Regions from separate parts of the Mus musculus genome. Here all the other regions are linked to region 3. The links are chromatin loops, found by intact Hi-C in ENCODE. Cell type or tissue: left cerebral cortex. All regions are shown on one strand.

The links. A loop is a pair of places that touch in the nucleus more often than their neighbours do. Peaks named below come from ENCODE experiments on the same cell type or tissue, not always from the same donor. Only the 100,000 strongest peaks of a DNase experiment are listed, where the experiment ranks them.
Region 1: it touches region 3 in a loop (6-fold over the local background); 28 of 42 quality-filtered maps call a loop at or near these places.
Region 2: a loop joins it to region 3, with 7 times the contacts of the local background. A loop is called at or near these places in 25 of 42 quality-filtered maps.

Annotation. Positions count from the first base shown.
Region 1 is chr6:29,162,439-29,170,438 of GRCm38, reverse strand. Rbm28 (RNA binding motif protein 28) reads left to right here and starts at 5,715. Exons shown (of 19, transcript NM_133925.2): 1 at 5,715-5,948. The coding sequence starts at 5,831. Prrt4 (proline-rich transmembrane protein 4) reads left to right here. Exons shown (of 5, transcript NM_001101443.1): 5 at 1-1,209. The coding sequence ends at 696. In left cerebral cortex, CTCF peaks have their summits at 3,236 (motif pointing left), 4,090 (motif pointing left) and 5,536; DNase peaks (open chromatin) are centred at 4,057 and 5,676; H3K4me3 peaks cover 1,828 bases; H3K27ac peaks cover 388 bases.
Region 2 is chr6:29,200,994-29,208,993 of GRCm38, reverse strand. Impdh1 (inosine monophosphate dehydrogenase 1) reads left to right here. Exons shown (of 15, transcript NM_001302933.1): 4 at 1,798-1,899; 5 at 1,997-2,071; 6 at 2,482-2,688; 7 at 2,841-2,928; 8 at 3,744-3,943; 9 at 4,335-4,425; 10 at 4,620-4,715; 11 at 5,502-5,645; 12 at 5,748-5,892; 13 at 6,185-6,328; 14 at 6,464-6,547; 15 at 7,775-8,000. The coding sequence ends at 7,796. Among named protein-coding and RNA genes, the nearest start is that of Impdh1, 11 kb to the left of the region's middle. In left cerebral cortex, a CTCF peak has its summit at 3,671 (motif pointing left); DNase peaks (open chromatin) are centred at 3,666 and 3,882.
Region 3 is chr6:29,275,838-29,283,837 of GRCm38, reverse strand. Fam71f2 (family with sequence similarity 71, member F2) reads right to left here and starts at 2,697. Exons shown (of 5, transcript NM_001101486.2): 1 at 2,421-2,697; 2 at 499-680. The coding sequence starts at 2,573. In left cerebral cortex, CTCF peaks have their summits at 4,629 (motif pointing right) and 5,177; DNase peaks (open chromatin) are centred at 4,665 and 5,144.

The sequences.
Region 1 (8,000 bases), 110 kb after region 3:
GACGCAGAGCTGCTGCAGCTATGCGCTCTAGCAGGCCCAGGTCCCGATCTCCTTCTCCAAGGTGGCGGCTGCCGGGGCTTTGAAGGTGCCGGGGCCAACCCAACGCAGTCAACAGCCTCCTCCCCTAGCAGCGATTGCACCGTGGACTTCCGCCCGCCCTCACCTATCAACCTGCGGCGCAGCATCGAGGAAGCCCTCTGCAGCGAGGCACTTCTGGCTCCTGGTCTCTTTCAGGGCCCTGCCTTTGGGGAAGCCCTGCCTGGGCTCGGTCTCTACCGCACCATCTCATTGGGGAACAAGATAGGGGCAGGACCCAGTGAGAAGTCCGAGAATGTCCCTGGATCCCCAGCACCTCCTGAGCTTCCCTCTCCCGGGGCCTGGCCTCCCGGCAGCAGCGCCTCATCTGGCTCTCTGTGTGGACTCTCACGGGACAGCTCGTCCATGCTTCTGTGTTCCAGCCCCGACAGGCCCCCTCGCTGTCCCTTAGTCTGTGTCCTCAGTCCCCCGCGGCCCTCAGAAAGCAGCCCCAGCCTCCCAGCCTCAGGATCCTACCAGGCCCTATCCCCACCCTCCCGCGACTCCCCAGAACATGCTTCTGAACTGCAGGCTGAGGAGGCATTGCTGCAAGAGCAATTCCTGGATGCTTGTCGACAGATTGATGAGCTGAGCATGGGCAGCGACACCATAGACCTGTGAAAAGGCAGCTATCTCACAGCCAAGTCTTTGCCCCCCCCCCCCTCTCCACTTTCTGGCATCTGATCTGCTCAAGACCTCCTCACTGTAACAATTCTCCAATTCTGCCTGGTTCAGATAACTCTGATTCTTTCCCATCCAGGGGCCCCTGGGTGGGTGGGTCAGCAACCAGGCTCTATGCATTGGGAATCAGTGCCAAGTTCTCTGGAGCCATGGGGTGCTAATGCCCCTAGCTGCAACTTTAGGGTGGCAGGGTTCTACTTTCCTTGGCTGTCACCAGCAATAAAGCTCCAAGGTGCTCCACTCCTGACCACCATGTCCCTTACCCTGGTGCTGAGTGAAACAGCTATCTTCAAAAGGCTTATAGTGCCCTGTCTGGGCTTCATACCCACCTCTGCCATCTCTTCATGGAACTGTTCCCTAACGATGGAGCTGTGGCCCAACAGACTTTATCGCAACTGATTGGGAAATGAGCGTTTTCAGAGTCAATGTATCAATAAAATATTTTTCAGAGGAGAATGTTCTGACCTTCTTGGAAAAGCTTGGGGGGGGGGGCAGCTACAACCTCAGCAGCTCCACCAGAGTTTCTACCTCAGACTCCCAGGGACCTTCACACGAAAATGAGGACTCTTCTGGGGAATGAGTCTTGAGACAAGCCCTTGGAAGCCGCTCATCTGACTGCCTGGCAAATGTCTTTTCCTAAAGGAGACAGGGTCCTGAGAGGTGGGAGTCAGAGACTCTTTAGCACTTGGCAAAATGCCTTTGTCCACAGGAGCCCTGCATCAGATCTTAGGAGATAGCTTCCTAGGAGCTAGTTAATAATAAAGATCTTCATAGAAATGGGGGCACACTTGTTAAAGGGCCTGATTGCTTCCGTTGGGCCAGCCAACAACCTGTCTGCCAAGTTCCCATAAGAATTTGCAAAGAGGAAGCTGTCTATTCTCATCAACAGGGAGTCTTTGAGGCTGGTCTTACAAGGACCTCATCCCCATTTCCCACAGAGCTCTCATCTCTGATCCTCAGTAGAGAAAAATCTGTCTTCACTGCCCACCTCTTGCCCCAGCCCCAGCTCAGTTCTCAAAGAAAGATCACCCTGCAGGGACCCATTAGCACATCCAGCCACCAGCTACAGCGTATCTGCCCCTTTCCTGAAGCATTTAGCCTCCAGTTATATATACTCTGCATTTGTCATCTGGCTAAAATGTAATGGTTTACGGTGGCAGGGTCTTGGATCAGGTTTGAAAATGAAAAGCTGGCAGTGTTTGGCGGATGTCCTGCATATCACATAGAGACCTGGAGAGGCATACACATCAAGATCAAAGTGGAAAAAAAAAACAAACAAACAGGAAGCTTCCTAATCTCTCTCTCTCTCTCTCTCTCTCTCTCTCTCTCTCTCTCTCTCTCTCTCTCACACACACACACACACACACACAATCACACATGCACCAAACTTGGATCACCAGCTCATGGAGTTTGGAGATAGGCGCCAAGGAGCCAAAAGGAATACAGAAAGGGAGGTGGGGAGGGGCTGAAGCTCTTGTTCCCTGCAGATGAAGATCTGTCTTGATTGAGGACAGTATCCAGGGCCTCAAGACCTCAGAGGGAGGAGGGAAGCCAGGACCATCTAAGGGAGGGTAAGAGTCCTGATAGAGAAGAGAAATTTGAAGCAGCAGTGCAGGTGAGGCTGAGGGATGGACCTGGAGTGGTCCTGACCGTGCCTCCTCCATCACCTGGCTCAGTGTGGCTCAGACATTCTTGCTGCATCCTCACTCTGGGCTGAGGCCCAGAGAACTGCCAGTTTCCTAATTACAGGCATTTCTCACTGGGTGTCATAGTGGCTGCAGTGGGCCCGGCATTGGCACTGCATTGTGTCATGCAAGGGATGCTTGCTGCTCTGGGAAATTGTCTCCTTCTTACCCCATTGCCCCTCCCAGCTGCCTGTCCTCTGCTTCCGCTTACACCCAGCCCCTCTGTCATCCCTTCCTCACACTCATCCTCTCCAGCTGCTTGGTCTTTCCCATTCTCCTCACTGAATCTAATTGGCTCCATGTACTTCTCTCCCCTGAGCACAGCAGTCAAATCTGGAGCCTCCCCATCCAGTCTGACTCCGTTCATCTCTCACAGATACTTGCTTTTTTCTCGTCTGAGAGCTCTGAATGCAGCTGATGAGAAAGGAGGCCAGAGGAACATTTCTCAGTACTCACCAGATCCGACACTTTGTTAATTTTCCTTCATATAAATCACTCCCAGTTAAAACTTTTTTTTTTTTTTAACTTCAGAGAACTTGAGTTTCTGGCACCCACCTTGAGCTACTCGCAATCACCATCAACTTCAAACCAAGGAGATCTGATGATGTCTTTTGTCCTTCGTGTACACATCTCTCATCCACACACACCCCTACAAATAAAAATAAAAACAAAATTAAAAAAAAATCCCTGGGCTGGAGAAATGGCTCAGCCGTTAAGAGCACCGACTGCTCTTCCAGAGGTCCCGAGTTCAATTCCCAGCAACCACATGGTGGCTCACAATCATCTGTAATGGGATCCGATGCCCTCTTCTGGTATGGCTCAGGACAGCTACAGTGTACTCATAAAATAAATAAAATCTTTTTAAAAATTAAAACAAATCCCTAGCTTTTTCACACACAAAGAAGCCAAGACTTCAGTTAGCTGCGCATTTTATCTTGTGCCTTATTTCTTACCCAAAGCAGGCTTCTCAGAAGGAATAGAGTTAGATCCTAATGCATACATCCTACAGTTTCAATATCGGTACTTGGAGGGTCTGAATGATAAACTTTCATTCATTCATGAATTAATCCACTCCCTTAAAATTATTTGTTGAAGGCTCAAATATATCAGGTGATGAGACTGAAAAAGGCAGAGAAGGAAACAAACTATGAATGTTTGATATGCAGAGGAAAGGCAAGCACTAATAGAAGAGTCATTATAGCACAAACAATTATTACAGTTGTGAGAAGTGGGGAGAATAAGAACTACCTAATCTTATAGAAGGCTCAGCCTTTGGGGAGAGTGAGGAGTGGAGCCAGAGGGAAAGCCTAAGGACATCCCAGGCTTCTCTTCTTTCCTTCCCAGGCTTCACTACAGTGATGGATGAGGGATAGGTCTGCAGTTTATTTCCCTTGGAAGCCACCTTGCAGGGTTCCATGACTCCTGCTATTTAATAAAGAACACTGCATGAGTCCTGAGTAGATGGATGAGCAAATATTCTTGGCTGAAGAACCATATGCCCTTCCTGATATGCATGGCTAGAAGGGGAGGAGGCAGGAGACAGATGGGGGATCCACATCTGAATAAAGGGGAAGATGAGAAGGCTCAGTTTTACTGTGTATTCTGAGGGACACAGAACCCTGACTATGGGTATATGCTGCCCCCTGATGGATGTAGGGAAACAGTTTAGTCTTTGTCCTTTAAGGAAAAATTGGACTTAGGGTATTTAGAACGGTTGTTTGTTTGTTTGTTTGTTTGTTGAGGGGAGAGGAGGATTACAAATGGATATTAAATTCTTCCCCCTTTATCTACCACAGCTATGACTAGGTCCCCCAATACAAGTTTGTATTTGAGGATAGAATTTGATTCTTGGTTGTTGTTGTTTTCCGAAACAGGGTCTCTCTGTGTAGCCCTGGCTGTCCTGGAACTTGCTTTGTAGACCAGGTTGGCCTCGAACTCAGAGATCCGCCTGCCTCTGCCTCCCGAGTGCCGGGATTAAAGGCGTGCGCCACCACTGCCCCACTTAGAATTTGATTCTTGAGGAGGATGTGGAATTCCAAACCAATTTTGTTTAAAAGATTCTACTTCTTTTGCCCACTTTACTTTTTATGTAAGATAGGATCGACTTTATGGTAGCCTTGACAATCTGTTTTGTATTTCAGTGCCTTTTCTTCTGATTTATCTATTTAAAATATAACTGTGGTGGGGGTTCTTTTTCTAAAAGCACATATTAATTATTTGAAGCCTACTAGGACTTCATAAATTTCATGCTTAGCACATTCCTCCCACCACTACTACCTACACGTCATCCATCCATCCATCCATCCATCCATCCGTCCATCCATTATATTGAATGTGGATAACTCTTGGGGATTTTCACTGTGCCTTTCATCTTTTGTGGTGTTTTCTACCTACTGAGCTGTTGTAACTTAAAAGTAAAGACTTTAAAAGTGCCTAGGGTACTTTTTGCAGCTAGGCATTCTGCAAGCACAGCATTTTTCCATGTAAGACAGACAGTGAAGCCCACTGAGTGTTAAACACTGTGGGTAGCCTCCAGTCTGTCTGATAAACAGACATAAATGAAGATCTTCTGTCTCTGGGCAGCAGTGCATCCTAGGTCTGTGCATATAGCTGGGTGTTATGTTTGGCTTCCGTGTGCTCTGATGTGATCTTGCAGAGATTTTGTAAGATTTTAAAAATAAACGTCTGTCTCTCACTCTGGACTCTATTTTATATGACGGCAGGGACCATGTCTTTTTTTTTCGGCAATGAATTTTACTCCTAATATATAAGTAGGAGCTCAATCAGTAAGAATTGAAAATATGATTTCGTACGTAGTATTTGTTCTCTGGGGATTTTAGTAGATACAATTTGTCTCTGCGGCCAAGTGACAGTTTGTCTCATGTTTTCTGAGGACATGTGACTAGTTCAAATTATGTATGTTACATGCTTGTGTCTATGACGTTTTGCATATGTGTTTTTTTCCCCCCGCGTGATATGTGGCAACTCTTCAGAAAAAAACTTATTGAACACCCACTCTATGTCAGATGAGGGCAGGCTTAGGGGGAAAATGACTTCTGCCTGCTTTGGTGAATTTGGGGTCGAGTTCCTAAATGAAAGATTTTAAGAGAATTTTAAGCTGTTGATGTCAAGTTTCCCCCAGTGGCGGGGGCGGTGCTGGGACTGCACAGAGACCGTCGTTCAAGAAGCTCCGCCCCCAGGACGTCATTTTTCTTTTTCTTTCCGGAACTATTCCTTCCAGTCTGCGTTTCCTCCCGGACTCTTTTGAGCAAAGAGGACTTCCTGAATTTCCCGGCAACTCGGCACCGCCTTCCTGCCAGAGCTCATCCCAGCCCTCGCTCGCGCCGGCGTGAGGTGCTCGCAGCCTCACGCGCTTGTCTCTCGGTCTCATGGCCGGTCTGACTTTATTCGTGGGCCGTCTCCCGCCCTCGGCTCGCAGCGATCAGCTGGAAGAGCTGTTCAGTCAGGTGGGTCCGGTGAAGCAGTGCTTCGTGGTGACAGAGAAAGGTAAGGAGTGGGATGGTGCAGAGGGCATGTGCAAAGGTATGGGAACAACCCAATTTCAGGGAGCTCTATAGTTATGATCTGTTTGTTTTGAGACAGGGCTCTCACTCTTTAGCCCTAACTGGCCTCGGATTCGCTACCGGTAGCCCGTGTGCTTCTGCCTCCTGAATCCTCCGATTAATGACGTGAGCCATCCCAGCAAGTTCTTTGCTCTCTCCAGAAGTACGGGACCGGGAGCTAAGATTCTTTTCTAAACGGACTCAGCTGGAGATCGGCCAATAAGGTTGATTTATGAAAGGCAAAGCACTCACTTAACGTTTCCATTGCGTTTTCCCCTTTATTACGCGTGTTCAGGAGTTCAAACGCAGGCCCATTAGCTTGGAGTAATGGTAGTAATCCCAGCATCTGGGAAGGCTGTGGCAGGAGGATTGCTGGTAATTCGAGGACAGCCAGGTCTATATAATAGCGAGTTCAGGACAACTTGGATTACATAGCGAGACCCCGTCTTCAACAAACATCCCAAAGTAACGTTTAATAAAGCACCAGTGCGGCTTATTGAGATGGCTGCTAGGCCGGAAGAGTGCTTAGTTTGACATGGGTTAACTTACTTAATGTTCTCAACAATCTTATAGGACAAAGAGCCTTAACCCCATTTTTTTTAAATAAAGGAATATAATCTTTAAAGACATTAAATGGTCTGGAGTTGATCTGGCTAGTGAGAGGACTCAGTTTGATTAGCACGTTAGCACATCCTATGCATTCATCTGTTTATTTATTTATTACTTGTTGGATGCCAACTGTATTTTAGAACATTGCTGGCTGCCCTTAGGATACAACAGGTGTGTGACACTAAATCACTGACGCAGATTCTGTTCTCATACACTTATGGTTTGAAAGACAGCCAACAAATAGCCAAACTATATGTTGATAATGGTGATAAATTTATGCTAAGGAGAAAAGTCAAAAGAGGGAATGTGTGTGTGTAGATAGGGTGGCTAGGGAAGACCTGTTTGAGGAGAGTGAACTAAGAACTGGGGGGATAAAACAGTCTGAATTCAGGAAACAGCAACCTTGAGGATATTAAAGCAAGTATGTCCTTGTGTGAGAAGAGAGCTTGGTGGCCAGGGTGACGAGGAAGTGAATGAAGGTGTGACAGGAGATTCGATCACACTGAGTCCTCAGATTGTGGTGTTTACTAGAAAATCCTATTTCTAGTTGTGTGGCTCAGCTTCAGCACACACCTTTAATCCCAAACAATTGTAGAAGGAAGCACCCATGTTTGAAAGTAATATCTAATTGAGAGACAGATAAAATGAAAGACTTGGCAGAAGAATAAATTATGTCCAACTTTCACGAGTACATCGAGAAGAGATCTCAGGACCCACTTCAACCTGATAGACAGAAAGAACCAACTCCTACCAGATTTTTCCCATACTTTTGCACACACATAAGTAAATAAATGTTACAACACTAATGTTGTGCCAGGAGTGGTGGTATCTGACTGTAATCCCAGCACTTAGTAAGTGGAGGCAGGAGGATCAGGAAGTTGAGGCCTACTTGGGTTATATAAGACGTTGTCCTCAAAAGACAAAACAAGAAAGAAACATTCATTTAAAAGGACATTAATGCCGGGCGTGGTGGTGCATGCCTTTAATCCCAGCACTCGGGAGGCAGAGGCAGGTGGATTTCTGTGTTCTTGGTCTAAATCCTTACAGTCTCTCATACCCCTTTTAAGAAAATGTATGAGCTTCCTATCCAGGCAAGTGAGATGTACTAGAAACAACTGTTGCACTCCTGTGTAGAGGAGAGGTGGGTGTTTTATAATGGGGTTAGCATGGCACTTAGAATTGTGAGGGTCTGAATGTGTGTGGCAGTTCTTCGTGGAGACACAGTTACTGTTTTGCCTTTATTTGGGCACTAACCTCACAGATGAGCAGCTATATTTTTATTGTACTTATGGAGAAGTGGGGAGGGTCTTTTTTTGTTTGTTCGTTTTTTTCTTATTTCTTGAAAGATGAGTGATAGGCTTTTGTGAGAGGAAGTTCTAAGAGAAAA
Region 2 (8,000 bases), 75 kb after region 3:
GGGTTGGCTCAGAAAAGGTCCTGTGAGGAGACGGTTTGGGCGTGGCTGCTTTATTATATAGACAATAAGGATTAGCTGTTGTCTGAAATGCTGAGCCAGGGCTATGCTCTAAAATTATGATCACTTTGAATACAGTGTTCAGTGATTGGGCACTGACCCATAATGGACAAGAACTGGCAAGAGGGGTTGAGGGGGTAGGACTGGGCTGGGGGGGATGGTCAGGGAGGACTTTGGACAGATACAGGGGAACACAATGCTTTCCTTTCCATGAGGGGCTAGCACTGAGCCAAATCGACGAATAATTAGAAGGCTGAGAAGTTGAGAAGAGTAGAGATGATGGTGTAAGATGATTCAGGGAACAGCAGCCATCTGATCTTGAACTCATGCCTCCTTAAAAGACCCATGGCTGTGGTTATTTCTGCTTATTCTTTCCGTTCTCACAAAAGGCCTGAGAACCTGCACGTGCACAGCCCTAGATTACTTACATATTAAGGAAACTCAGGTTTAGCCTGTGTGTACAGAGCTGACCCAGACAAGATTTTTAGGGGGTGGGGGAAATTTGGGCTATTCTGGTCGTTCCCTTTTGATAGCAATCAGGAAGGCTTCTTGTTTTAGCCACTTAGTTTAACAAAGTTTATTGCACATCCTGGGCTGGGCATCCTGGTTCTATGCCAAACTCTGGTCTGACTGCTAGGAAGAGAGGGACTAGAAAGATATCTGCCTAGTCATGAGGGGTCTCCTTGTCCTACGCTGGCTGCTTGGGGCCTGACAGGAGAGGAGACAGTGTGATTGTCTGCGTGTGGGCCCAGAGCTCTGCTCGCATGTCCTGCAAGGGTCTGTGAGTCTGAAAGGTTTCATTTAGAGTTTGTTTGGAGGGTTTGGGGGCTAGATTAGTATTTATCAGCCTGATTCTCAGAAGGGTCCAGGGTCTAGCCATGTACAAACAGACAACCTGCAAATGTATTTAGGAGAAGTGTCTCTTATTCAAAATACTCAAGACCAAAATGCTTGCAGATTTGTATACTTGATTTTTGGGGAATATTTATTTGCATATATATATAGTGTGAAATCAGGAACGGGTCAAAATCTAAACCAAAATTAATTTACATTGTATATCCACCTTATACGCTGCCTGAGGGTAATGTCATAGAGTATTTTTCCTGCATTTGAAGGTGACTTGTCACTCGAGGTCAGGTGTGGAACATTGCACTTGTGATCCTGTCTGTATTCAAAATACTTTAGCTTGTAAAGCATTTGGATTTGGGATCTTCCGAGTAGGGATGTGCGTCCTGTGTTAACAATCCTGACCTTTTTCTTGAGCTCCCGACCCTTAGCCATTTATGTTCCTACCTGGCTAGTAGGTGCCTCCCTGGGCCTACCTTTGTCACCAGCCCTTGTTATCTAGAACCCAATTCACCCTGTTCCTGGTGTTACTTGGCCTTGGTCTCCCCTCCTTTCCTTCCTTCTTCCTTACATCTCCTTTTTACTATTCTCTTTAGTCTCGTATAATCCAGACTGGCCTGGAATTCAGTATTAGCCAAGGCTAACCTTGAACTCCTAATCTTCCTGCCTCATCTTGGGATTATGGGCCTGGTGCTCTTTGTGGCTTTCATCTCAACTGAAGTGACCTTGCCCATGTGCCTCACATCCACTTTCTTTTCAAGTGGAGTGATCAGTTCCCCAAGAGCTGTACTGCTCACTGCTGGGCCTCAAAGCCTGGCCTATGCAGGATATAGATGCTGGCGAATGTTTGTCCAGTGGATAAAACCCTTCAATGGACTGTGCTTCTATCCTTAGGACCTGACATCAGCCCTGACCCGGAAGATCACACTGAAGACACCATTGATCTCGTCTCCCATGGATACAGTGACAGAGGCTGATATGGCCATTGCAATGGCTGTGAGTCGCTTGCCTGGGTGGGGCTGAACAGGAACGGGGTGTGCAGAGGGAAGAGGAGGCTAGCCTTTGCTCTTACCATACCTCCCTTCTATACCAGCTCATGGGAGGAATTGGTTTCATTCATCACAACTGTACCCCAGAGTTCCAGGCCAATGAAGTACGGAAGGTCAAGGCAAGTACTGGACTCACCCTCAAAAACATGCAGTCTACTTGATCCTCTAACTGATGTGGGACCTAGGTTCCCTTCCTTACAATGAAATATGGGCTTAGCCCCCCATTTTCCCGTTGGTTCTCACCCTATTGAGGACTCTCACTTCTCAATGGCCCATCAGGGTCCCCTGTGTCCTTGGTGGCCAGGCTATGTGCCACCTTTGGGTTTCTTTTTTTTTTTTTTTTTTTTTTTCGAGACAGGGTTTTTCTGTGTAGCCCTGGCTGTCCTGGAACTCACTCTGTAGACCAGGCTGGCCTGGAACTCAGAAATCCGCCTGCCTCTGCCTCCCGAGTGCTGCGATTAAAGGCGTGCGGCACCACGCCCGGCTCACCTTTGGGTTTCTTGCAGCTCTTTTCTTCTTCTGTCTACAGAAGTTTGAGCAAGGCTTCATCACAGACCCTGTGGTCCTGAGCCCTTCACATACTGTGGGTGATGTTCTGGAGGCCAAGATACAGCATGGCTTCTCTGGTATCCCCATCACCGCGACGGGCACCATGGGGAGCAAGCTGGTGGGCATCGTCACCTCCCGAGACATTGACTTCCTTGCTGAGAAGGACCACACCACCCTCCTCAGTGAGGTGCCTGCAGGGCAGGGAAGGCAGAGCTGCATCACAGAGGGAACTCTACCCCCGGGGGCCCCAGACTGGTGCCTGTGACCAGGGACCATAGGGAGGCCTGGCTCCGTCTCTCTCACCTGCCAACCTGCAGGCAAATGTTCCTGGCCCCACAGGTGATGACTCCGAGGGTCGAGCTGGTGGTGGCTCCAGCAGGTGTGACATTGAAAGAAGCAAATGAGATCTTGCAGCGCAGCAAGAAAGGTACCAGGGAGTACACACCCCAGCTTCCTGTACAGCAGAATTTCCATTATTCCTCAGCCTCTTGTGTTGGCCCAATAATGTCTTGGAGGAAACGTGAATAACCCTAGGCAGTCTGGAGCAGGTTTCCCGATACTCCGCTACCTGCTTACAGAAGCCCCAGTCCTAATTCAGTGTCTTCCCAATGTTTTTCCAATCTAGTCCTGAGAGGTGCTTGTCATAGTAAAAGAGCTTTCCGGTCTTAGAAGTCTGGGAAAGGACTGAGGAAGGGGGAAGGAAGTTCCAGGACAGCCAAAACTTCATTGGGGGGGGGGGGGCGGGGAACGACACCCTGTGTCAAAAACCAAAAGAAAGAAAAAAATTACCCATTGACTTCTCAGAGTCTTTGAAAAGTCCCGCAGTTAAATATATCCGATAGAGCGGCTGTTTGTATGACGTACATTAAGTTCCTGTGGGCTGTTGCTTCCCAGGTCCCCGGTGGAGAGTTCTTGGCATTTGCTTTGGGCAGAGAGGATCCATGTTCCTCCCTCAGGGCAGTCTCACATTAAGACCTTGTCTGGGTACTTTGTACAGTGACGTGCTCCAGCAAGTGAAAAGTTGCCAGGGTTCAGGGGCTGCCTGTCCCACCAAACCCGCATGGGCAGGAAGAGCCTTAGGAACGCTTGGGAAGGTTCTTTGCTTCCTGATCTCTGGGAAGAGGTCCAGGTCCTGGGTGGGTGCTGTCACCTAGTGGCTAGCTTAGGTACTTCAGGGGTCTCTCGTTCCATTTCCTTCCGGTTCTTCTACCCACTACCCTGCTTCTCTCTCCTCCTGGTCAGGGAAGCTGCCCATAGTCAACGATCAAGATGAGCTGGTAGCCATCATTGCGCGCACAGACCTGAAGAAGAACAGAGACTACCCTCTGGCCTCCAAGGACTCCCACAAACAGCTGTTGTGTGGGGCAGCTGTGGGCACCCGTGAGGATGACAAATACCGCCTGGACCTGCTCACTCAGGCCGGTGCTGACGTCATAGTACTAGTAAGGAGGTGACATAGTACTAGTAAGGAGGTGGCGGGTTCCCTGCATCAGGCTTGTGAGGCTCATTCACCTCCATTAAGCCTTTGCTCCCTCCCCACTTTGCTCTCTTTCGGCTTCTCTGGTATCAGAACTAGGCTAATTGTAGAGCCCAGAACAAACCATGGCCCTCCCTCCAAGGCTTTCTCCTCACATACAAGCTCATTTACCCTGATAATTATAACTCACACTCACTGAGAGGCCCCATTTGCCCGGCACTGAGCTCAGCTTTATACATGCTCACTTGTTTCACTCAGTGTTTAACTTAGTTAGCAGCAGCTCTCTGAGTGCTGGTCCCTAATTCCCGTGAGGGGACTTGGCTGTTTAGCTTGAGCCTTTTTGTCCCTGCTAACAGGATTCATCCCAGGGGAACTCAGTGTATCAGATCGCCATGGTGCACTATATCAAGCAGAAGTACCCCCACCTCCAAGTGATTGGGGGAAATGGTGAGTGTGGAGTGGCCCCCCTCAGCCCCCCAGAACTCCTAAGTGATGTCATTCTTCCAGGCATAGGGGATAAAGGGTAGGATGGGCTTTGGTGAGCATTTAGGTTGGGGGAGATATACTAAGATCCCAGGACATTCCTGGGCAGGGTGGGGACACTATCCTCACATTCCTCTGTCTGCTTCCTCCATCCCCAGTGGTGACAGCAGCCCAGGCCAAGAACTTGATTGATGCTGGTGTGGACGGGCTTCGTGTGGGCATGGGCTGTGGTTCCATCTGCATCACCCAGGAAGGTGGGTATCCGCAGGAGGAGGAGGAGGAGGAGGAAGGGCTGCCATTTAGAACCACTCTGGCCTCTTCTTCTATAGATACATGAGTATCTGCCCCACTAGGTGATTCTCGGGAGCAGGATTCTGGTCTGTGCTTTACCCTGTCTTGGCATAGTTGTGGGAAGAGGCAGGTATAGGCAGATGAGGACATGTGGCTTTTGGGAGTGGACCAACCTGCTTTTTGGACTGGTTGTGGGGACGCTGTTGGTATCACCCTCTAAGGTTGGTGTGACACTTTCTATAGTGTGTGTGTGTGTGTTGGAAGATAGCTGAGGGTTTGGATCCCATTTGTGACCAGATCATGCCAGTGGTGTGAAGGATACAAGTCTCTGAACATCCAGGGATTCCATAGACCCACATTGCCACGTGTAACAGAGCAGAATCCACCTCACCCCACAGCCCCCAGGTGAGGTTGAGAGCAAAGCCGTATTCCAAAGGAGGCCATCGGAACCCAGCTCTGGTATTAGCTGCTAATTCAAAGGACATCTTTACAGGAAGCCAGGCCTCCACAGCAGCTGGTGCTAGAGACCACCAGTCTTGAGGTCATGTGTCTGATGGCTCGCATTGATCCCCTGATCCATATCCTTTATGGTCCTGCTAGTTAGTGGTGGGTGACCTAGGAACCGAAAATGGCTTTCTCCCGCCTTAGGCCTCAGAAACACCATCTCTTACCATCCTTTCTCCATTGGCGGGGATAGATACAAGGAGACCACTGATCCATCTCTGTCCCTTACATTCCCCTTTCCCCAGTGATGGCCTGTGGCCGACCCCAGGGGACTGCTGTCTACAAGGTGGCCGAGTACGCCCGACGTTTTGGGGTGCCGGTAATAGCGGATGGTGGCATCCAGACCGTGGGCCATGTGGTCAAAGCCCTGGCACTTGGAGCCTCTACAGGTGAGGGGAACACTTGGTATTGAGGACTAGAAGCCGCCAGAGGGGCAGTCAGACTCCTGTGTGGAGGAGGAGGCATTTAGCCCTCAACCTTGATCTCTGCAGTAATGATGGGCTCCCTGCTGGCTGCCACCACGGAGGCGCCTGGTGAATACTTCTTCTCAGATGGGGTGAGGCTGAAGAAGTACCGGGGCATGGGTTCTCTGGACGCCATGGAGAAGAGCAGCAGCAGCCAGAAAAGATACTTCAGGTTTGTCTTCATGTTCTTGAACTCCCCCATGGCCTTGACTTTAGACGGATACCTGAGACCGCATTCCCAAGTTGTGGAGACTCACAGACATGCAAAGTGGCAGATGTAGCCCGACCTGACCAGAGACTCGGATATTGTTTCTCTTGTAGCCTAGTATGTGGCTACAAGAGAAACAATGTATGAGGCTGCTGTGGGGATCCTCTGGGCGGTATTCTATCTGTACCTTGGAGAGGCCGGGTGGGGTCCTCTGAGCCTCTGACTGCTCAGCTCAGCCTCCCCACCTTCCATGCAGTGAGGGGGATAAGGTGAAGATCGCACAAGGTGTCTCCGGTTCCATCCAGGATAAAGGCTCCATTCAGAAGTTTGTGCCCTACCTCATAGCAGGGATCCAGCATGGCTGCCAGGATATTGGGGCCCAAAGCCTATCTGTCCTGCGGTGAGTGTTGCAACTTGAGGGGGCAGCAGAGGGTCCTGGGAGGTTTTCCTCTTTCCTCTTCTCTTTCTCTTTTCTTTATTTTTTGGGGGGTGAGGAAGGGGGTGTTTCTGACTTATTCACCTGTCCACCTCTCAGATCCATGATGTACTCAGGAGAGCTCAAGTTTGAGAAGCGGACCATGTCGGCCCAGATTGAGGGTGGCGTGCACGGCCTACACTCGTAAGTGGGTAGCCTCCTCACCATGGCTGACTGGTGCTGGGTTGGACAGGTTCAAAGGCTAAGCCGAGGTTCCAGGGGCCACATGGCCTCTCTTGTCACCCTGTCTACAGGGCCCAGTCCACCCTGGAACCTAGTCATGGAGCCTCGTGTAGGCTGGCTGTTCCCCTCCCTCCCTCCCTTCGGGTAGCTTCCAGGACAAGGCACGGGAGGTGTGGCCGCTAGCCCTACCCGGGCTCCTAGCTCCTGCTTGCTCAAGAAGCTTGGTGGCTGGTAGTAGGGCTGCTGGTGTTGGGGTCTTGCTGGTGGTGGCCCCAGGCAGGCAGGCAGGCAGGCAGGCAGAAAATGGGGGCATGGACCCTCTGGTGGGGAAACGGGCAGAGAGACAGATGCCAGGCCTGATGCCGGTGTGACTGTGGGTTGGGGGCCAAGCTCATTGGCAGCAGTAGTTGTAGGCATGCAGCCCGCCCTGGTCGAGAGGACCCATCTCCCTAATCATAGGCGGGCATCTAACCTGTGTCTCTTTCTGCCCCACCCTCCCATAGCTATACCTTTCTGCCGTGTAAGTAACTGCGCTGCCGGGGCCAGGTGTAGAATAGAGCAGGGGCAGTCTGGGTGGGCCATGGGCTGGGAGAATGGGGATTGGGTGGGGGGGGGGGTAGTGCTGGAGCCTAATCAGGAGACATGGACCCAAATGGGCCCTTCTGGTCCTCACTCCCAGCACCATGGTGGAGGAGGCCAATCGTGGACCCTCATCCAACCATGGCCCCTCAACCAATCAAAACACGAATCTCATTGTGGGGTACCAAGAGATGCCTGTGGTTACAGGCCTGGGGCTACCCCATTGTGAAAGGCCCGAGTCACCATCTATGGGGGGCACGGTGGAAACAAGAAACCAAAGGTTGAGCTAGTTGAAGTCTGCTCTGTGAGGATGGCTGTGCTTGCCTGAGCTGTCCCCCCCTCCTAGCCACCAAGGACGATCCACTCAGGTGTGGCATTGGCAGGAAGGAGCACAGGTTCCTTTAGCACTGGCATGGTTTTTCATGCAGCCTTGGCCAGAGGAAGACAGAGGTCCAGGGCCACCTCTGCCTCCTCCAGCCCCCTGGCTGAGAGGCAAGCTCTGCGGCCCCTTGCCCTATCCCAAACCTGGGGGGCTATGGGCAAGAGGATGCTGGGAAGAGAGTAGAGGCCACACATCTTCTCTTAGCCCTGTTTTCTTTGTCTTCACAGTTACGAGAAGCGGCTGTACTGAGGACAGCGGTGGCGGCCAAGGCAGTGGAGGGGGCGAACCCCGGGGCCCCCCTCTAGGAACAGCCTCCCTCCAGAACTAAGTGGTCCATAGATTTGCACTACGGGTTCCCCAGCTCCTTTCCAGGGAGAGGAGTGGAGTCCTTGAGGGGCCTGTGGCCCCTCTCCCGGGCAACCCCACAGAGTCAGGTAGCCCCCCCCCCCCGTG
Region 3 (8,000 bases):
GCAACAACAACAACAAATAAAACACACACACACACACACACACACACACACACACACACACGAGGTTACGCAAGCAGACTCTGCCTCAAACAACAATAGCAACAACAACAACAAATAAAACACACACACACACACACACACACACACACACACACGAGGTTACGCAAGCAGATTCTGCCTCAAACAACAATAGCAACAACAACAACAAATAAAACACACACACACACACACAAAAACCAAAACCAACCAAACCAAACCAAACCAAACAAGACCTTAAAAAATTCAAGGGAAGCTAAGATCTTCAACCATTGAGCTGGAGACAGGAACAGTGTTGCAAAGAGATGCTGATTCAACTGACATTAGGCAAACAGATGGAGCTCAGGAAGAGCACTGCCCTGGAGCACTACCCTTCCTTTCCGTTTGAAGCCTGCCCACCTGCACAGTGTGCATACATTTGCCAATCATCCCCCCAGCCCCCTCCCTCCAGCCTTCCTTTACCTGCTGAGGGTGATGACAGGGGCACCAAGTGTGCTACAGGTGGAAAACGGACCGTGAGGCCAGGTGACATTGGCCATCAGGAGGATATTGGGGAGTGGCAAGGAGGGCACAGAAGAGGTTACTCCAAGGATCATAGTGGCAGATCTTTCATAGGCATCCATCCAGTTTCCTTGCTTAGTGACCTGGAAATCAGCCCCAGACACGTGTGTCAGAAAGAAATAGCAGACAAGGCAAGGAAGGCTGCAGACCCCAGGCAGGGTCATCTCAGATGGGTGAGCTAGAGCATTGCCGGCTACTGGTCTCTTTTGTTCCTCTCCCCAGTCACTCAGACATAAAGTTTTGTGAATAACAACCCCATATAGCGCTGCGTTGTGTCTAGAAACCTAGCTGTCCACTTAGGCAGCACCGGAGAGTGGAGCACTGGAAACGCCAAACACAGTTTTCCCAAACTGGCACCGTAATGGGAAGTGGATCGATGCGGTGAGAACCTCAGATTGAATTTCTACACCTACCTGGAAAGGTTCCCACCATCCCCCTGCAACTCCCTGCCACTTGACCCCTTTGTTTAGGTGGGTTCCTGATAGCCCCTCCATTCAGCCCAGGCTCATCACCTTAACCTGGGTACCTTCTCTGCCTGCTCTTATTCTTACCCAAACCTCAGTGATTTCCATAGAGTTCCCAGGACCCCTGCTGTCTGACACACATTTCTCAATGTTTGAAGTCCCGAGAGGATGCCCTGGGTGTCTGTAATCATGCATTGCTGTTCCAAATGGGTCTTAGAGCTTGCTTAGACAGTTACCATTGATACAGTTAAACTGAGCTCCACGAGACTGCTTTCAGAGCTAAAGAAACAGCTTTGCCATTAAGAGTGTTTATTTATTTTTTTTACCATAATCTTTTTTTAAAATTAGGTATTTTCCTCATTTACATTTCCAATGCTATCCCAAAAGTCCCCCATACCCTCCCAGCCCCACTTCCCTACCCACCCACTCCCACTTTTTGGCCCTGGCGTTCCCCTGTACTGGGGCATATAAAGTTTGCAAGTCCAATGGGCCTCTCTTCCCAGTGATGGCCGACTAGGCCATCTTTTGATACATAAGCAGCTAGAGTCAAGAGCTCCGGGGTACTGGTTAGTTCATAATGTTGTTCCACCTATAGGGTTGCAGATCCCTTTAGCTCCTTGGGTACTTTCTCTAGCTCCTCCATTGGGGGCCCTGTGATCCATCCAATAGCTGACTGTGAGCATCCACTTATGTGTTTGCTAGGCCCCAGCGTAGTCTCAAAAGAGACAGCTATATCAGGGTCCTTTCAGCAAAATCTTGCTAGTGTATGCAATGGTGTCAGTGTTTGGAAGCTAATTATGGGATGGATCTTTGGATATGGCAGTCTCTAGATGGTCCATCCTTTTGTCTCAGCTTCAAACAAGAGTGTTTATTGATCTCACAGAGGACCTGGAGTTGTTCATTTCCAGCACCAATGTCAGGAAGTTTATAAGGGTTTATAACTTCAGCCCCCAGGGGTCTGATGCCCTCTTCTGACCCCACCCCCTGGGCACTGCCCTCGAGGGCACAAATACAAAATTAAAACTTAAATAAATCTTAAAAACAACAACAACAAAACATTTAAAAAGATATGTAAGTTGGGTGTAGTGGCATACTCTTTTAATCTCAGCACTCAGGAGGCAGAGGCTGGAGGATCTCTGTGAGTTTGAGGTCAGCCTAATCTACAGAGCTCTAAGCCAACCAAGGCGACATAGTGAAATACTGACTCAAAACAAAACAAAACTTCTCTCTTGTTCCGAACACTACGTAACTCTTTAAATGTAGTGTGCAGGGAATTCCCTCACACTACAAGTACAAAAGGAAATGACTGGGAACAGGCTGTGGGAGGAGAGACTCTTATCCGTGAGATGCAGGAGGTACCTGGATAAAGGTGCTCTCAAACACCACAGAGTCAGAGAACAAGTTGAATTCTGGAGAATGAATCAGTTGACAAAGCAGGCCATCCACTACTCCGAGTTCCACTCCAGGGCCTGGGTCCCTGATTGCAGGAGGGAGGCCCCTAATTTTACTCATTGGTTCTTAAGAAGAATGGGCTGGGGAACATCTCTGGGGCTCCACACAGACCCAGCCCAACTCCAAGGTGTCGGTGGAACTACAGCTCCCCCCCACCTCCCAGCTCCAGCTCCCTGATGCTTATGGTTTCGCATGTCCTCCAGGGCTGGGAGGGCCTGTCAGCTCACAATGGCAGGAGTGACATCAAAAAAAGGCTAACAGTAGGAAAGGGGGAGGAGGCCAGGAAGGGGTACACAGGACTGGGAGATGATCACAAACCAGCTGTAAACTTCCAGATTCTATACACTGGCCCTTACCCCAGGCAGCCGAGCGATGACCTTCCCCAGACAGTGAGCTGGCTGGCCAGGTCCGCCAACGAAGGACTCTGGGAAAATCACAGGCATTGATCCTCTTTCATAACTGGAAGCCTCACACAAAAGCTCTTTGTAAGTTCAAATTGTTTACCTAAAGTCAGGCTTCGGGAGGGAGGGGGGGTCGGCAGGATGGCTCAGCTGGCAAAAAACGCTTGCTGCCAAGCCTGATAGGAGTTTAAAGACTCCCAAGATGGAAGTGACAGAAGGAAAAAACTGACTCTCAAGTCCTCTGACCTCTTGTGCACACTGCTTTATGCATCCCTCACTCACACACATTTTCTTTCCAACTAGAAAAACTTTTTGGAGAGAAACTTCAAAGTATTTATAGTTTTCTTCTTTTTATCATATAGTTGAGTATGTTGTCCTGGATGCCCCAGAAACTCAGAGGGCCCCATACTTCTGCCTCCCAAGTGGATGGATTAAAGACTCGTGCCACCACCTGGTCAATAAACACATTTGAAAAGGGACACATCAATTTAAGAAACTGTAAAATATTTTGACTGGGTGTGTTAGGAATTCTACCACAGAACCAGATCTTACTGTTAATTTACTTCTATTTTTGTTTGTTGGAGACAGGGTCTTCCTGTGTAGCCCTGGCTGTCCTGGAATTCACACTGTAGACCAGGCTGGCTTTGAACTCACAGAGATCCTCCACCCTCTACTGAGTGCTGGGATTTAAAAAACTGTGTGTGCTGTTGGAGCTCGTGGGTGTCAGAAGACAATCTGAGGGTTCTCTCCTTCCTCCTTTAGGGGGTTGAACACAGGTCTGTCTAGCTCTAAAGCGGATGCCTTAACCCTCAGAGTCAAGTCGCCAGCCCCTTTGTGGAGATTTCTGAAATCGGTGGCACCTTCATTGCAATGAAACTCCCTCACCCACTTTCAGACATATTTTTTCTTTTCCTGCCTTCTTTTCTTTTTTTTTTTCTGTGTGATAAGTGAGTATATCTGCACGTGTGATTTTTGTTTGTTTGTTTGTTTGTTTGTTTGTTTTAAGATTCATTTCTTTATTTTATGTATGTGATCACACTGTCACTCACTTCAGACACACCAGAAGAGGGCATTGGATCCCATTACAGATGGTTGTTGAGAAATGAACTCAGGACCTCTGAAAGAACAGCCAGTGCCCTTAACTGCTGAGCCATCTGTGTGTTCTTGCAAGGGGTGTAGCCGTGTGCGTGCTATGAGTGGAGGTCAGAGGACAGGCCTCAGGTGTCGGGCATTACCTTTTCATCTTGAAACAAGGCCTCTTTGCGCTGTGTACCCCGAGTTAGTTGGGCCAGCGGCAAGCTTCCTTCAGTTCTCCTGGGCCTGTGATCTCAGAAGCACTGGCTGCTGCGATGGGCTTTTTCTATGTGTTTTGGGATCGGCATTTAGGTTGTCATAATTGCCAGGTAAAGTGCCTTTACCCACTGAACCACTTCCCAGTTCCCAGAGCGTATTTGAACCGTCTAGTCATAGGCTCGTCTCATGCTATTTTCAATATTGAAGTTTTATAGAATTCTAAAACCTGTTCCCATTAGTTTGAAAATACTTTTCTTTCTTCTTTCTTTTCTCCCCCTCCCTCCCTCCCTCCCTCCCTCCCTCCCTCCCTCCCTCCCTCCCTCCCTCCCTCCCTTCCTTCTTTCCTTCCTTCCTGTCTTTTTCAGGACAGGATAGTTGAATATGACCTAACACTCCTTTCTCTTCAGCATCCACTAGATGGCAATAGAGTTCAGGCCTCCAGTTAACAGGCTTAAACCTTGGTAGCTGGAGGTTTTTAGATACACTGTGCCTTAGTTCTCTTTGCTTTTCTCTCTTAGCGCTTATCTTATCTGCTTTCCTAACTTAGCAAGTCCCCATGTCTCTGCATTTTAGACCGTTCCAGTGCATGCTTGTAACTCAAGAGGCAGAGGCAAGGGAGTCACAAATGCAAGGCCTACATGAGCTACATAGCTGGGGCTGCATTGTTAAATGGTCCTCTGGCAGCCTCACGTGGCAAGGTCAAGCCCATACAAGGACATACACACAGATGCACCACTTATCACACGCGGGAAAGTACAGGGCGGAAATCAAAGCTTTTCATTAACACCCAACTCCAATACAGTCCCACACAGATCAATTTTAGTTACCAAAGCAGGGTGTTGGGGGAGGTTGCTATAGGTTGGGAAACAGTCCTTACATATTCCAGTCTAGAATAGGCATGTTACATCAGGACTGATTGAGCAGAATCATCTTCCATAGCCCCGTCCAGCCACAGGGAGTCAGCAGTGAGCTTCTAGTGAGTCCCAGGGCAAGAGATTGAGGCAAGATTGCTGTGAGTTTAAGGCCATTCTGGGCTACCCAGTGAGACTCTGTCGCAAAACAAACAAATGAAGGAATACTAAAAGAATACTGCTGACTACCACTAGTAGTAGATAACTTCCTGGTAGATAACTATTCAACTCACACCTCACACCTCTCCTGTAGGTAGGACACCCTTACTATATCTTCCCTCAAAGGGAAAAAAATGTTAAATGACATTTACTTACAATATCAGGTTCAAACTTAAGTTCTGGGCAAGGCACAAGTTTCTCTACCAGTGTGGCCAAGCTCTACAAAAACAAAAACAAAAAAAAAGAGTATAAGCCACATTCCCACACATCTAACACATGGTAATGGGAGACCAGGTTAATAGCAGTCTGGGAGATAAGGAGAAATGGGGGGGTGCAGGGGGATGGACGGACAAGTGCACAGCAGCCTGATGATTGTGGGGTACCAATCAGCAGAAATAGGTGGGGATGCACTGTTTAGGCACCTGCTTCTTTTTAGGGACCCGGGCAATGATTCTAAGCCATTGAGATTTTTACTGATCTTGCTACATTATAACCTAGTGTGCCCTTGATGGATAGAAATATCGGAACTAGCTGGGCATGGTGGTACATACTTGTAACCCCACTAATAAGGAGACTAAGGCAGGACTGCCAAGAATTCAAAGGAAGTGCAGACTATAGCAAGACCCTCTCACAACCAACATTGGCTTACACAGAAGGCAGGTGTGTGCCACTGTTTGCTTTCCAGTTATACTTTTTCTTATACACTTATTTATTTACATTTATTTTGGGGGAGACACATTTGTGAAGGTCAGGGAACAACTTGCAAGAGATGGTGTTCATCTTCAATGCTGTGGGTCCTCGAATCAAACTGAGGCCATTAGGCTTGGCAGCAAGAGGTTTTATCCACTGAGCCATCTTGCCAGTTCTCCAATTACGTTAAGTTTTTCATCTACATTTACTCTGTGTGTATCCTGGTGGTGGTGTGTGTGAAGGGTTGGGGATGCCAGTATGTCACAGTGCACCTGTAGACTTCAAGGACAAGCCTATGGGAATATTCTCTCTTTCCACCATGTAGGTTTTGGAGATCAAACTGAGGTCATCTGACTTGTTGATCAGTGCCTTAGCGGCTAAGTCTAATCCCCCAAATACATGACTGACAGTACTACGCTAATGAAATCAACCTTCTGTAACCTCAGCAAAGTCAAGGCTAGTTTGCCAGTCCTCAGAAGCAAGGTGTGACAACATAACTTTAACCCCAATAACTGAATCACAAATTTGAGGCCAGCCTAGGCTGCATAGCAAGACCCAATAAATAAATAATTTCTTATCCCCAAAGGGGCTAATAATGAACCATGTATCTAGAATGTGGAGGTTGGCAATATACTGACTACCACCCAGCAATAGTCAAAACCAATCCCTAAGCCAGAGCTATCAGTCAGCTGCATTAAGAACGCCAAGGAAGCAGAGCTGTTGAGCAGAGGGCGCGACGCTGTGTTCCATTCTTTTTGTTTGGCAAAAGTATATCAAATTCATAAACACAGAGATGAGAGCGAAACCTAAGGCAGAGTGAATACTTTCATAGCAGGGCAGGGATCAGAGAGGTGGATTGTGGGAAGGAAGCCTCTTTGCCCATTGTAATGACCCACACCTTTAATCCCAGCATTTGAGGCAGATGGGACTCTGAGGTCAGTCTGGGTCACTTGTCAGCTACTCATTATCAGTTCTAGGGCTATGTAGTGAGACTGCTTCAAAACTGAACAGCCCTTCTTCCACTGCTGAGTGGAAGCTCAGTGCTGGGCAAGGGCAGAAATGAGCACCCGGCATGTAGCTATAACCCCAGATCCATTAGGCTAGGGTGGAAGGATCCTAGGTTTCAAGGCCAATCTAGATTGCTTCGGGAGCTCTCACAGGCAAATGACATGCACCGTGCAGACATTCAGTAGCTGACTTAAACTGACAACAATCAAACAGCCACTTAGCTGGCTAAGCCATTGAGGAGAACAAGATGGCTAGGCCTGCAAGAATGCTCATTTAGACTGAGGCAGGGCGGGGAGAGGGCAGATTTCCTTTACAGAGTCCGACCAGTCACAAGAGCAAACAGTTCTGGGAGTGGGGAGGGGATTATGCCACAACTCTGTCTCATATAAAGTGGCATATAATCTGCAAAGGACCCAACTGTATGTTAACACATACTTATCTCCAGATTACTTATAATAATACCTAATGCAATGTAAATACTAAAGTTGTTCTGTTTTGTTTAGGAAGAAATGACAAGAAAAGGTGTCTTATCATGGACAAAAGAATAGTGGACATAATTTACAAAAAAAAATATATTTTCAGCGCTGAAAATAGTTTCCTTGGTAGAGTGTTTTCCTGGTACATATAATGCCCTAAGTTCAATCTTGAGCCCTTACAATCAAGATCTGAACCTACAGCTGGCTGAATCCATAGGGGCAACCATGGAGGGCCAAGGTTGAGTCTTGCCTAGGCTCAGATAACTGGCTGTTAGGGCAGGGTTGAAAGGCCCAGCCCGCAAGTTTACATTTAAACAAAACTTTTTGAGTTCAGTCTTGCTATGCAGCCCTAGCTGTCCTTGGAATTTCTGGCAATCCATATTCAGTTTCTAAACAAGGCCTTGGACACTTTCTTGCTCCTAAATTTGAAAATACTAAGTTTAGACAGAAGCTTACAGTCTTAGCACTTAGAAGGTAGAGGCAGGTGAATCCGGGGGACAAGGCCAGCCTTAGCTACCATAGACTATCTCAAGAGTAAAAACAGGGGGC